Linked DNA regions of Homo sapiens: region 1 is linked to region 2. The links are chromatin contacts, found by Hi-C in ENCODE. All regions are on one chromosome and are shown on one strand. The core of a region is the stretch at or near the end of the contact, and the rest is flanking DNA. Distances in the headings are between cores, read along the strand shown. Region 1 holds the start of UPK2 (uroplakin 2). Region 2 overlaps PHLDB1 (pleckstrin homology like domain family B member 1).

Evidence for each region. A loop is a pair of places that touch in the nucleus more often than their neighbours do. Pooled maps may share reads with other maps.
Region 1: a pooled map shows a loop between it and region 2 (2.4-fold over the local background). The contact joins the promoter of UPK2 here to the enhancer-like site in region 2. A Hi-C loop is called at or near these places in 4 of 168 maps with a recorded cell type or tissue (CD8-positive, alpha-beta T cell, MCF 10A, mammary epithelial cell and 1 more), 3 of 37 single-sample maps with no recorded cell type and 12 of 50 pooled maps.

What each region holds. Positions count from the first base shown.
Region 1 is chr11:118,953,283-118,957,663 of GRCh38, forward strand. It overlaps UPK2 (uroplakin 2), which reads left to right and starts at 3,016. Exons shown (of 5, transcript NM_006760.4): 1 at 3,016-3,144; 2 at 3,601-3,732; 3 at 3,926-4,064; 4 at 4,316-4,381. The coding sequence starts at 3,069.
Region 2 is chr11:118,613,343-118,618,065 of GRCh38, forward strand. PHLDB1 (pleckstrin homology like domain family B member 1) reads left to right here. Exons shown (of 23, transcript NM_001144758.3): 2 at 474-554; 3 at 1,217-1,340; 4 at 2,699-2,869. The coding sequence starts at 495. Among named protein-coding and RNA genes, the nearest start is that of PHLDB1, 8.1 kb to the left of the region's middle. RefSeq lists enhancers at 2,109-2,626, 2,627-3,143, 4,696-4,723. Within about 2 kb of position 2,134, at least 2 of the 41 ENCODE cell types and tissues checked have a DNase peak (open chromatin) inside an H3K27ac peak, as active enhancers do.

The sequences.
Region 1 (4,381 bases), core at 1,766-4,265, 340 kb after region 2:
TTACTCCAAGCCATTGGGAAATCCTCCAGAGGAACATGGTGCTGTGGCTTTAACTGACTTCAGCATTGTCAATGAATCTGCTCTGCTAAAAGAGTTATCCTCTTGCTCCTGGGCTTGGCCTCCCCCTCCTCTCAGCTCCCCAAACCCTTCTCGGCTGCTGTGATGGGATAATTAGATGCGAGAGCTCAGCACAGATGATGCTCCAGTTGCTTAGCAACTAATGGTTTCCATGGAGACCGCAAAGCACAGCCTCCAGAGCAGCCAGTGAGCAGCTCGGCAGGGCAGGGAGAAGACGCAACTCCCCGCTCCTCCAGAAACCTGGGGAGGGCTGGGGTGGGGAAGGTGGGGGGGGGGGATTGGAGGGAGAAGGGAGAGCTTAAAGGCACAGGGCCCTCTTATCCCTTTAAAATCTGATCAGAGATCTGCCCTCCCCTACTCCACTCTGTACCACTCATAATTTTAGATGGGGATGGGGGCTTAAGAGTGGACCCAACTCAACCCACCCTGCAATAAACCCAACCTCTTCTTTCTGCTTCTTGGTTGTGAATGAGGAGAAAGACCTCCCAGTTCAAGTGTAAACAACTTACTGGTGGGTGACAGGTTTTGAGGAGTACCAGGAAGATCCCCTCACCCTGGCATTCCACCATTTAATCTGTCCCCTCTCTCCCAAGTTGTCCTTAATGTGCAAGAGACCCTCTTTCCATTTGTGCAGTGGTGGTGGAATCAAAAGCCAAGGTGCAGGAAAAACAGAACCAAATTCTTCACCCAAAAGCAGCCTGTTCGGGCAGATTGGGAAGGAACACCTGCCCTGATCCCTGATGTCCGTGGAAGAGGATCCAGCTGGGGGTGGGGATGCTGTTTACCAATACAGAGCAGCTGGCAACTTCAAGTGTGGGCCTTTCAGACCGGCATCATCAGTGTTACGGGGAAGTCACTAGAAATGCAGAATTGATTGGGCACGGTGGCTCACACCTGTAATCCCAACACTCTGGGAGGCCAAGGCGGGTGGATCACTTGTGGTCAGGAGTTTGAGACCAGCCTGGCCAACATGGTGAAACCTCATCTCTACTAAAAATGCAAAAATTAGCTGGGAATGGTGGCACATGCCTATAATCCCAGTTACTCAGGAGGCTGAGGCAGGAGAATCGTTTGAACCTGGGAGGCAGAGGTTGCAGTGAGCCGAGATCACGCCACTGCACTCCAGCCTGGGTGACACAGCGAGACTCTGTCTCAAAAAAAAAAAAAAATGCAGAATTTCAGGCTTCACCCCAGACCCACTGCATGACTGCATGAGAAGCTGCATCTTAACAAGATCCCTGGTAATTCATACGCATATTAAATTTGGAGATGCACTGGCGTAAGACCCTCCTACTCTCTGCTTAGGCCCATGAGTTCTTCCTTTACTGTCATTCTCCACTCACCCCAAACTTTGAGCCTACCCTTCCCACCTTGGCGGTAAGGACACAACCTCCCTCACATTCCTACCAGGACCCTAAGCTTCCCTGGGACTGAGGAAGATAGAATAGTTCGTGGAGCAAACAGATATACAGCAACAGTCTCTGTACAGCTCTCAGGCTTCTGGAAGTTCTACAGCCTCTCCCGACAAAGTATTCCACTTTCCACAAGTAACTCTATGTGTCTGAGTCTCAGTTTCCACTTTTCTCTCTCTCTCTCTCTCTCAATTTTCTGAGACAGAGTTTCACTTAGTTGCCCAGGCTGGAGTGCAGGGGCACAATCTCGGCTCACTGCAACCTCCACCTCCTGGGTTCCAGTGTTTCTCCTGTCTCAGCCTCCCGAGTAGCTGGGATTACAGGCACACACCACCGCGTTAGTTTTTGTATTTTTGGTAGAGATGGTGTTTCGCCATATTGGCCAGGCTGATCTCGAACTCCTGACCTCAGGTGATCCGCCCACCTCGGCCTCCCAAAGTGCTGGGATTACAGGCATGAGCCACCACGCCCGGCTGATCTCTTTTCTATTTTAATAGAGATCAAACTCTCTGTGTTGCCTAGGCTGGTCTTGAACTCCTGGCCTCGAGTGATCCTCCCACCTTGGCCTCCCAAAGTGCTGGGATTACAGGCATGAGCCACTGTGCCTGGCCTCAGTTCTACTACAAAAGGAAGCCAGTACCAGCTACCACCCAGGGTGGCTGTAGGGCTACAATGGAGCACACAGAACCCCTACCCAGGGCCCGGAAGACGTCCTGACTCCTCTCCCCTCCCTCTGCTCAGAACTCCTCTGCTTCTTTCTGATGTAGCCCAGGGCTGGAGGAGGCAGTCAGGGAAGTTCTGTCTCTTTTTCATGTTATCTTACGAGGTCTCTTTTCTCCATTCTCAGTTCAACAAATGGTTGCTGCCCAAGGCTGACTGTGCCCACCCCCAACCCCTGCTGGCCAGGGTCAATGTCTGTCTCTCTGGTCTCTCCAGAAGTCTTCCATGGCCACCTTCGTCCCCACCCTCCAGAGGAATCTGAAACCGCATGTGCTCCCTGGCCCCCACAGCCCCTGCCTCTCCCAGAGCAGCAGTACCTAAGCCTCAGTGCACTCCAAGAATTGAAACCCTCAGTCTGCTGCCCCTCCCCACCAGAATGTTTCTCTCCCATTCTTACCCACTCAAGGCCCTTTCAGTAGCCCCTTGGAGTATTCTCTTCCTACATATCAGGGCAACTTCCAAACTCATCACCCTTCTGAGGGGTGGGGGAAAGACCCCCACCACATCGGGGGAGCAGTCCTCCAAGGACTGGCCAGTCTCCAGATGCCCGTGCACACAGGAACACTGCCTTATGCACGGGAGTCCCAGAAGAAGGGGTGATTTCTTTCCCCACCTTAGTTACACCATCAAGACCCAGCCAGGGCATCCCCCCTCCTGGCCTGAGGGCCAGCTCCCCATCCTGAAAAACCTGTCTGCTCTCCCCACCCCTTTGAGGCTATAGGGCCCAAGGGGCAGGTTGGACTGGATTCCCCTCCAGCCCCTCCCACCCCCAGGACAAAATCAGCCACCCCAGGGGCAGGGCCTCACTTGCCTCAGGAACCCCAGCCTGCCAGCACCTATTCCACCTCCCAGCCCAGCATGGCACCCCTGCTGCCCATCCGGACCTTGCCCTTGATCCTGATTCTGCTGGCTCTGCTGTCCCCAGGGGCTGCAGGTCTCTTCCATCTCTGGCAGGGGTGGGAAGGGGGCTGGGGGCCTGGACAGGGAGCACTGTACCTTCCAGGGCTCTCAAAGAGAGGTCTGGACAGTTGGGAGTCAGGGCTGGTGATGGCAGTGACTGGGTATCAGACACTGGGCTCAGGGTACACTCCTGATCCTCCTCCAGACCTAGGAGGCAGAGAGGTGTGGGCAAGGATCCGATGCTGCGGGGAGGGGTGAGGTTGGGCGCTGCCCGACTCCTGGCATCCAGGTTCTGGCTCTGGGGACCGCTTGGTGGAGGGTGCAGCTTCTGCAGCCCAAGCCTGCCACCTGGTGGTCATACTGGCACAGGCCTGGCTGTTCTGCCCAGGGTTCACAGAGTGGAAAGGGAGATGGCTCCAATGGGACCGGGCCAGATCTGTTGGCCAGGAGGGGTCAGTCCCCATCGGAGCTCCCTCCTGCCTCCCATCAGACTTCAACATCTCAAGCCTCTCTGGTCTGCTGTCCCCGGCGCTAACGGAGAGCCTGCTGGTTGCCTTGCCCCCCTGTCACCTCACAGGAGGCAATGCCACACTGATGGTCCGGAGAGCCAATGACAGCAAAGGTCTGCTACCTTCTCCCAAGGCATCCCTCTAGTCCCCAAAGACCCCTTCCTGCGACACCCTCTGCACCCTTTTCCCCATTCATGCCTTCCTGTCCACCCGTCTCCTGGGGTACCCACACTCTAAAAGCTGCCCCTTCTCCTTGGGGCCTCCAGAAACTTGACCCAGTCTTCCCCTCCCGCCACTTCTGCCCAGTGGTGACGTCCAGCTTTGTGGTGCCTCCGTGCCGTGGGCGCAGGGAACTGGTGAGTGTGGTGGACAGTGGTGCTGGCTTCACAGTCACTCGGCTCAGTGCATACCAGGTGACAAACCTCGTGCCAGGAACCAAATTCTAGTAGGTACTGGGTCCAGCCTGAGGCACCTAGGGAAGGGGGTGCAGGAAGAGAGAGAAGCTAGTGTGGGGGAGATCTGGTGGGCATGAGGAGAGGGTGAGGGCACAGCAAAAGGGGGTGAAAGCTGGGCCTCTTGGAGGAGTGCACATAGGGGAGACACAGCTGTGAGGGTAGGTGGCCCAGGCTGGAGCCCCTCTTCCTGTAAGTCCCAATACTCACTGAGGGTTCTCTACTCTCTCCCAAACCACAAAAGCATTTCCTACCTAGTGAAGAAGGGGACAGCCACTGAGTCCAGCAGAGAGATCCCAATGTCCACACT
Region 2 (4,723 bases), core at 884-3,383:
AATGAAAGGTTGCAGGAGGGAGCTCCTGTTTTAGCCCTGCCACCTACCTGGGGGCCCTCTGGCTACCAGTGTCCTTGGAGGGGCTTCCTTGCTGCTTCTCCCACTAAGGTAGATTTTCCCCACCCTGCTTAAGGCTCCACAGGGCCAAGGGTCTTCAGCTGTCAAAACCCGGGTTCTGAGTAGCATAGGGCAAGAAAGCACAGAAGTATAGATTGGGCCCTATGGGACTGTTTGTGCTTACAGTGGCAGGGGGCAGGACTGGTATCCATGCTGTGGCTGGCTGGAGACTTGGCACTGCTCCCAGACAACTCCCACCCAAGCTCTTTAGCTGCCTCTATTTCCCTTCAGCATGAGCATTTGGGGAATGATGGTGACTGGTGACACCTCTGCCCTGAGAACCCTGCCACAGAACCTACTTCTTTCCCTCTCCTGCCCTGGCCTCCCCACTCACCACCTTTCTGCTGTGTCCCTAGGAGCTCTGGAGCCTTAGGACCATGGACGCTCTCAATAGGAACCAAATAGGCCCTGGATGCCAGACCCAGACCATGGTGCAGGTGAGTGGGATCAGGGCTGTGAGGCAAGAGAGATATAATAGGGATGGGATCAGCTCTTCTACCCCCTTGTGGTCCCAGCCCAAGGATGAAAGGAGCAATTCTGTTCCTCTCTGCCCTTCCCCAGGTCCCAAGCCTATTAACAGCTCAGTCTTTATCTGAATCAGGTTAATTGGTTCACCCAGAAACTACCCATCGAAAGTCCGAAAGCAGTTTACAGATTGACCCTGGGCTGTATCACTCTCCTTGATCCATGCCTCTATCTTCCCTGTACTTGAGCTTAGCAGGGGCAAGCAATGGCCACGTGGATAGCCATGGACAAGTCTGCAGGGAGCTTGATTGGCCTTCCTCTACAGTACCCCTGCTGCTTATCCAATGCCACCCCCACCCCCCACCCCTTTCTCCTTGCTTCTGTTTTAATAGACAAAAGGCACAGTTAAGCCAAGACTTGCGATAAATCCAGTGGGATGAGTTAGTGGCCTAGATTCAGATCTAATTACAATTTAGTGGAATCATGCTCTGTGTAAGATTTTGTGCTAAGCCTTTCAGCACCCTCAGAGCCCTTCGGAGAGGGGCGAGGGCTGGAGAGAGTGCTGGTGTGACTGGTTTAGGGTGGTAAGGTGCTGAATCTAATGATGCTTGTCCTCCACCCGTACTACCTACAGAAAGGACCCTTGGACCTGATCGAGACAGGCAAAGGGCTGAAAGTGCAAACGGACAAACCCCACCTGGTGAGCCTGGGCAGTGGGCGACTCAGCACAGCCATCACCCTCCTGCCGCTGGAGGAAGGTAAGTGTGAACAGGGCATCTCACTCACCACCCCTCTATCCTTATAGGCATTCCTGCCCTGGAGGCCCACCTCCTGCATGTGTTGGGGCCCTTCTACTGTCTGCTGGTGCTCGCCTCCCCACACCACCAGCTTGCTTCCCTTGTCTCTGCCTCCCCAGACTGCCTGCCTTCCTTGGTAGATGATCTGGTTCCACGACTGGGCTTAAAGATCAGCTTAGAAACAAGGAGGAGAGGCCAGGTGTGGTGGCTCACGCCTGTTATCCCAGCACTTTGGGAGGCTGAGGCAGGCGGATCACGAGGTCAGGAGTTCTAGACCAGCCTGGCCAATATGGTGAAACCCCATCTCCACTACAAATACAAAAATTAGCCAGGCGTGGTGGCACGGGCCTGTAGTCCCAGCTACTCAGGAGGCTGAGGCAGAAGAATCGCTTGAACCCAGGAGACAGAGGTTGCAGTGAGCCGAGATCGTGCCACTGCACTCCAGCCTGGGCAACAGAGCGAGACTCTATCTCAAAAAAAAAAAAAAAAAAAAAAAAGAAGAAGAAAAGAAACCATGAAGAAAGCACTGAGAGAAACAGGAGAACACATTGCTCTTAGCAACCAATGTGGCCAAGAAGAAAAAGGGCCCCGCTCCAGGGCATTGTCTTGCATGGGAGGGTATACCATAGATGGAGAATGGAGAGATGGGAGTCAGGGCAAGATCTCCCAAGATGAGGCCCTGGCACAGCCCCCTTCACCTTTCAGCTTCTGCCCGCCCTCTCTACTCTCCTGGCTGCACTTGTTGCCTGGGTGATACTACATTCTCCACATTCTCCAAATACCAGTCCCAGGGGCTCTGTCAGCGGGAGGGGCTGTTCTTGCTGCAGTTAGGGGAGAGCCTGCACTGAAGAGAGAGGTTGCACTGAAGAGAGAGGTTAGCAAGGGAGACGAAGTGTTGCAGGTAGCAGAAGCGGGGGAGAGAAGAAGGAGAGAAAGGGAGATTTAGAAGAAATGAGGAGTAGGATGAAGGGGAAAAAGGATAAAGGACAATAGGGAGAGGCAGTTGGGGGAATAAGGGAAGATCTGCAGAAAAGCAGTCTTCCTTCTCCATCTGTGGAGTCTAGGTCCTACTGTGTGCTGTCTGGGTCTTCCCATCTCTGGGCCTCCCATTCTCAGGCAGAGTTTTCTCTGTTTGAGAACAGCGTCCATCACTTACTGTATAGACCAGGCTCAGGGGCCTAGTAGGGGTGGCCAGTGGTGGGCAGAGATTCTCCCTGGAGTAGGAGGTGGAAATATGTTTCCACTGTGGCCCTCCTTGCCCTGTCACTGCCTCCTCAGCCTGGACAACCCCTCTGATTCAGTTTGCCTCTTGTCTCCAGGGAGGACGGTGATTGGCTCTGCAGCCAGAGACATCTCACTACAGGGCCCAGGCCTGGCTCCAGAGCACTGCTACATCGAGAACCTGCGGGGCACCCTCACCCTCTACCCCTGTGGCAATGCCTGCACTATTGATGGGCTCCCTGTCCGGCAGCCTACCCGGCTCACTCAGGGTAAGGCTGGACACCTCCAGATGGAGGGGGCCTCTGTTTAAAGGCTTGTGTGTATTAGGCACAGGGGAGGCTGGCTGTGGTGGTTGCCATGGTAACTGCCTGAGTGACCATACTGGGAATGGAGTACTCAGGTGCATCTGGATGTGCCTAAACAACATCCCAAACCCTTTCAGCATCCAGACATGTTTTCAACCTGCTTTTCTTCTCTGGTCACCCCCAACCTGTCTCCACATACTATGGGGAGAGAAGAGGTTCTGATTCCCGCCATCAGAGGGCCTGGGGCATGATGGCGTTGTTAATGGTTGTTGGGGAAGAGCAATTGGAGCAGCAGTGAGAGGGTATCAATGGCATTGTTCCATGATGCCAAGAGGAAGTTGTTTTGAGAAGCTGGAGAGGAGGACAATACTTCCTGATGGGGATGGGGCAAGGGTAAATCTCAGGACATGCCTGCTCCTGTTACAAGACTGCTGACAGTAACTTTTGGGTCACGAATATAACCCAAAGCAATAGGCCATTCTGTTGTGTAAGGTAGCTCTAAAAACTAGGCCCCTGGCTAGGCATGGTGGCTCACGCCTACAATCCCAGCACTTTGGTAGGCCGAGGTGGGTGGATCACTTGAGGACAGGAGTTCGAGATCAGCCTGGACAACATGGTGAAACCCTGTCTCTACCCAAAATACAAAAATTAGCCACACGTGGTGGCACACGCCTGTAGTCCTAGCTACTCGGGAAGCTGAGATAGGAGAATCGCTTGAACCTGGGAGGCAGAGGTTGTAGTGAGCTGAGATGGCACCATTGCACTCCAGCCTGGGCAACAGAGCAAGACTCCGTCTCAAAAAATAAATAAATAAAAAATAAAAATAAATAAAAACTAGGCCCATAATTACTATGGTTAGCAGGCAGGTAAGCGGTTGGCCCAGGTAGCACTTTGACAGACCAGGTGTGCTCACCCTGGAAACAGGGTTCTGGGCATCAGTTCATACAGTGAGTTGTCAGATTAGGAGAATGAGAAAAACAGATTTGGGTGGAGGTTAGAGGTGAAGTTAAAGGCTAACAGCAGGACAGGAACTTTGGGCTAAGCCTGGCTCTGAGCAGGCTCTGATGGTCTGGCATTGTTTTCTGGGGGCTCTTACTGCCTAGAAGCCCCTTGGAAGTGGCCATCCTACTCACTCCACTGTCTCCTTCTCTCCTCTTCATCCTCCTTAAGGCCTTTCAATGTCACTTCCTTCACAGCTGATCCAGGAGACCTGACATTTCCCCCGTCTTTTTTTTTGATACGGAGTCTCACGCTGTTGCCCAGGCTGGAGTGCAGTGGCATGATCTCGGCTCACTACAACCTCCACCTCCTAGGCTCAAGCGATTCTCCTGCCTCAGCCTCCCAAGTAGCTGGGATTACAGGCACCTGCCACCGCCCGGCTAATTTTTTTTTTTTGACCCCAGTCTTTTCTTCCTGCCCTCGGGTAGGGGGCAGGGCATGGACAATTGACTTCAGGGAGGCAGGTCCACCAGCAGCAGTACGTAGGCCCTTGCCTTCTCCAGGGATTCAAGGTCTCTGACTTTGGATGAGAGGAGGAACCCCCAAAAATTGGGGCTTGGCTATGATGGCAGTGGGTTCCTAACAGTCCTGTTCAGTCTCAGAGAGAGCATCTTCTCTAAGATTTGGGAGCATGGAGATGAGACAATAGAGCAGCAAGGAGAGGCAGGGCAAAGTTCAAAGAAGGCCCAGCACTTACCACCCCCGCCCCAAACCCATCACATTCATCGGTAAGAACATTGTTCCCCTGCATGTTGTGAGCAGGGTATGCTTCTGTTGTCCAGTCTTTCCAATGCATCATTTAGCTCCCTGAGAAGGGGA